2 separate regions of the Mus musculus genome follow, and region 2 is linked to region 1. The links are chromatin loops, found by intact Hi-C in ENCODE. Cell type or tissue: gastrocnemius. All regions are shown on one strand.

Region 1 (2,500 bases):
GAGAATATTCTTCTTCAAGAACTCATTTTAAGACTGTAAACCTGCTGATATTCTGTCCCTGGTCATTTCCATTCTGATTTTTAGGTCTTTTTGGCTCATCACGGGTACAGTATGTTGTAGATCCAGCAGTGAAAATTGTGTTTCTGAACATTGACCCCTCCATTGTCATGACCTATGATGCTGTTCAGAATGTGCATTCTGTGTGGACTCTGCGGAGGGTAAAGCCAGAGGTAAGGGTGACTGATCATGCTGCGTCCCATGACAGATAGCGAACCCTGAACACTTGCACTGAGCACTTTGAGATCAGTTGAGTTTCTTTGGTAAAGAACAAGCCCTTTGTTTTTAATATCTGCCATCTACATTCATTTTCAAGGTAATTTCAAGCAAAGTACCTCTTTGTTCTGATTGTTTTCTTATTTTTCCCATTCCTTTGACTTAAGGAAGAGAATGCTGTTTTAAAGTTCCCTGAGCAGGCAGGGACCCTGCAGAATGCAACTACTAGCAGCTCCCTGACAGCACATCTCAGAAGCCTCTCCAAAGGCGAATCCCCTGTGGCTTCGCCGTTCCAGAATTACTCTTCCATTCACAGCCAGAGTCGCTCAACCTCTTCGCCCAGTCTACACTCTCGGTCGCCTTCCATTTCCAACATGGCGGCTCTAAGGTGGATGTCTGTCTTTGTTTTAAACAAGATAACTGAAGCAACAGATACCTGCTATTTTAGCTCTCTTATATTTTGAAGGACTTAAGGTTTCTATTGACAACTCTTGGATAGTTTTTAGGGGGAGCAGGCAGAAACCCAACTATGACTACTTTAGGACTTGTGAATTCATGATGCCTCAGTTTCCAGTATCACACTTAGATCCTGTTCATTGCTGCTGTAACGTTAATTTGTTTCTCCCATGAGGTGTCAGCGCTTGAATGAACATTTCATTCTACAAATATTTTGTTAGTTTTTTAAACCTTAATTTATAATTTTTTATTTTTGATGATTAATATGTATACTTATATGTCTTTATTGACGTAGATGTACATGGATGGTCCTGTATGGACAGTTTTGCTAGTTTGTGTGTGTCTGGAAGTACAGCAACATACTTTAGACCTTTTTGAATAATGAATAATTTTCATATCTACACATTTACAACTGAAAATGAGTTTATTATTCAGAAAATATAGTTCAAATATTCATTGTGTCGTGTGTGTGTGTGTGTGTGTGTGTGTGTGTGTATCTCCTTTCTGTGTAGCCTTGGCTGTCCTGGAACTCAGTATGTAGATCAAGCTGGCCTAGAACTCGATTTGCCTGTCTCTGCCTTGAGTGATGGGATTAAATAAAGCCTTGCTCCCTTATGCCTGGTATGAGTGCATTTTAACACAGGTTCTAAATACAGTTTTAGGCTATCATAAAATGCATTAGTTCAAACTGTTTAAATAGCTATTCAATTCTGAAAATGTATATGCCACTAAGATTGTACTGTAAGTGCTTCCTGTGTGTGGGTAGGAGTGGAGACTGTTGTTGGCATGGGTTAGAAACGCAAGCTGCTCATCGTGACACCCTCTCCCTGGTTATTTTGCAGTCGTGCTCACTCTCCTGCCTTAGGTGTGCACTCTTTCTCAGGGGCGCAAAGATTCAACCTTTCAAGCCACAGTCAGTCACCAAAGAGACACAGCATTTCTCACTCTCCGAGTGGCAGTTTCAACGACTCATTTTTGGCACCAGAAACAGAGCCAATTGTTCCTGAGCTGTGCATTGATCACTTATGGACTGAGACACTTCCGAATATAAGGTTTGGTAGATATAATTTTATGTTCAAAGAAAAATATTACTATTGCTTTTGGAAGATATATAGTGTTATGCCTGGTGGTCTAGCTCAGTGGTAGAGTGCTTGTCAAATATGTGTGAATTTTAGGTATGGTACTAGCACATAATCTATGTAGAGATACATATTTATACCACCTTAATTTTAGAAGAATAAATTATTGATACTAAAGTGATCATAAAAATGTTTTGTCATCAAATATTTCTTTAAGATAGTAATCTTCAGGGCCGGAGAGATGGCTCAGTGGTTAAGAGCAGTGGCTGCTCTTCCAGAGGTCCTGAGTTCAATTCCCAGCAACCACATGGTGGCTCTCAGTCATCTGTAATGGGATTGGATGCCTCCTCCTTGTGTGTCTGAAAATAGCTACAATGTAGCTGTTTAAATAAATAAATGTTTAAATAAATAAACCTTAAAATAAAGATCTTTGAGGTTTGAGGTATTTGAAGTTTTGGGTTAAAAGTCTATTTCTGTAGTGTTACAGTTAGGCTTCTATTGCTGTGAAAACACATCATGACTACAGCAAAACTTAAGAAGGAAAGCATTTAATTAGGGCTTGCTTACAGTTTCAGAGGGTCAGTCCATTATCATGTTGGTGTGAAGCAGACAGACCTGGTGCTGGAACAGTAGCTGAGAACTTTACATTCTGATACATAGATAGCAGGAGGGGGAGCAAGACACTGGGCCTG
Region 2 (2,500 bases), 48 kb after region 1:
TGTTAGATTGCTCCATAGTGTTCTTTTTTTTTTTAAGATTTAGTTTGAAAATTACAAACATTTGTAATCTTCCAAGTTCAGATATTTTTGGTAATGAAGAAAGTTGTAACACTAGGTAATGTTTTTGTGTCACCAGACAGGGCCCTATAACCTCGAAACCTGCCTGAGTGTGGTCCTGCTGTCTCTTGCCATGGTGATGGCTGGCTCTGGGAACCTGAAGGTGTTGCAGCTCTGTCGCTTTCTGCACATGAAGACTGGTGGAGAGATGAACTATGGCTTCCACTTGGCCCACCACATGGCCCTGGGCCTTCTCTTTTTGGGAGGAGGAAGGTGATGAGTGTTTTTGTTCTGTTTGTCCTTTAATAAAAGAGTTCATGAGGGAGAGCTATATATGTTATCTGTTTGTTCACTTTGAAAACTACGTGTTTCTCTTGTTGGCTTTTTTCATACAAATGTTGGAATTTGTCATTTTTCATAGTAAATAACTGGATAGAACATTAATTAGAACTGTATTGATGGCACCTGCAGCAGAGGATTGAAGTCCCTTGCCATGTTGTCTTCAGCTATTGCTATACTTATGTGGTGCCTTGTGTGGTAGAGATTATGAGCAAGATGGGTATTTCTTAATATAGTTTGTGGCAGTTGCTTCTTTTTATTAATTTGGAATTATGAATACTTAAAGGTTGGGGCTGTAGCTAAATCATAAAGCATTTGCCTATCATGGACAGGGCCCAACCTGTGAATTCTTGGTGCACCAATAAAAATTAAAAGAGCCAACAAGGATGGGTAAAGAAATGTTAGCTGTAAGAATTCTTTAGTATTTTGTGACTTTTTGAATTATTTTCTTTCAATTAAGTACCTGCATTTAATGAACGCTCATAGTCACATTTTTGTCACTACACATGGTGTGACTCCTTGCTTCTCTTTAAGATTGAATCACTTTTCTTTAACTGAGCTTCTGCCTTTATTTTTTTTAATATTGTATTTTTAATTATATGTTTGTGTGTGTGTATATGTTTGTCTTTGTTAGGGTTTATGCAAATGAGTACTGGTGCCTGTTTGATCCCCTGGAGCTTGGGTTACACCCAGTTGTGAGCTACCCAACAAACTGGCGGAGAGCCAAACCTGGGTCCTTTGGAAGAGCAGCTCAAACTCTTAAGCAATGAGCCATCTCTCCAGTCACTGGCACTGCATTTTAGTAGTTGTTTTATTTTTACATTGTCATATGTTTTCTATAATATTGATATTTATAACATCCTGCAATGTTGGGTTTATCCCCAAGTTTCTAATGTTAATATATGAATATTCATCTTTGAATTTTGATTTATCAAGTAATAAAATACTTCATTGTCCTCCCTCTGTACTATTTTAGGGTAAACCTTGCTTATTCCTGGGTTGTTTTAACATTTGTAGAATGGCTTCTGCTTTGAATAGTAGTCAATCTGGAAGTGATGTAAGGACTAACTGTGAAGAGATGTGTTCCCCACCAAGAATATTTTGCTTATCATGGCATCTTACCAGTGTACCTTGTTATAGAACCCCACTCTTCCACCCCAAGCATGCCTTGAAGATATGTCCAGGAAACTAACAGCGTCTCTCCCACTGAATTTGCTCTGCAGGTACTCTTTGAGCACATCCAACTCATCCATTGCTGCCCTTCTCTGCGCCCTTTACCCACATTTCCCAGCCCACAGCACTGACAACCGGTGAGTCTCATGCATTGCTAAGCCTGTTTCCTGAGGTCTGCTTTACTTTCATGGACTATTGCTTTGATTTTGTACTTAGCTCCATAGCTAAATCTTTTAAATGTATCTTTCAAAGTATTAGACTAGAAGAAAATTCTGGATGTTTGATGCCTGATCATTCTCACATCGGTCAAGCTGTTGTAAATCCAGGTGTAAGCCAGATAGAGTTATCTTTAGGTATAAATTAACCATACAAACTTTAGGGAAGTATAAAAAAACATACCTTTTTTCTGTTACAGTTATTTAATTCCAAGAAAAAAACTTAATCTCAATTAGTGACCATGTGAGTTCTTTCTTTTACACAATTACTGTGAGGTTTTGTGTAAATGACATCAAAGAGGAACAAAAATAGAGACCTATAAAAAGTAAAACAAACAATTTAGAAGTAGCAGGAAGCAACAGTTTGAAGTTATATAACGTGAGCATTGTAGAGCACAGAGTGACTAACATCTCCTTTTCTAGGGCAGTGTCCAGAATGAGGGACTTTTCTTGTGTATCAGGAAAGGGAAGAAAATAGTTCCTGATAAATGACATTGTAGGAGGCCAGCACTGTACTTACTCCAATCAGTTGTCTGTCCAAAAGTCAGCAGCATTCTTTGTCTAAATGAGTAGTAAAATGTCAGGAGCCCTTAAAGCCATGCATGACTTTGCTCTCTAGTATCAAGTATAACGGATGACAAGAAATGCCTGCTCTGCAAAAGTGTCTGATGTGAAATCCAACCTCTGTCAAGTGGGGCCCAGAACATTGTTAATTT

What was found. Hi-C counts contacts between places; a loop is a spot of excess contacts. Peaks named below come from ENCODE experiments on the same cell type or tissue, not always from the same donor. Only the 100,000 strongest peaks of a DNase experiment are listed, where the experiment ranks them.
Region 2: a loop joins it to region 1, with 2.1 times the contacts of the local background. A loop is called at or near these places in 13 of 42 quality-filtered maps.

What each region holds. Positions count from the first base shown.
Region 1 is chr2:128,673,832-128,676,331 of GRCm38, reverse strand. Anapc1 (anaphase promoting complex subunit 1) reads left to right here. Exons shown (of 48, transcript NM_008569.2): 8 at 85-230; 9 at 441-661; 10 at 1,572-1,781. Among named protein-coding and RNA genes, the nearest start is that of Anapc1, 12 kb to the left of the region's middle. In gastrocnemius, no CTCF peak of the experiment used is centred here; no DNase peak of the experiment used is centred here.
Region 2 is chr2:128,626,327-128,628,826 of GRCm38, reverse strand. Anapc1 (anaphase promoting complex subunit 1) reads left to right here. Exons shown (of 48, transcript NM_008569.2): 38 at 137-330; 39 at 1,620-1,706. Among named protein-coding and RNA genes, the nearest start is that of Gm39929, 22 kb to the right of the region's middle. In gastrocnemius, no CTCF peak of the experiment used is centred here; a DNase peak (open chromatin) is centred at 1,117.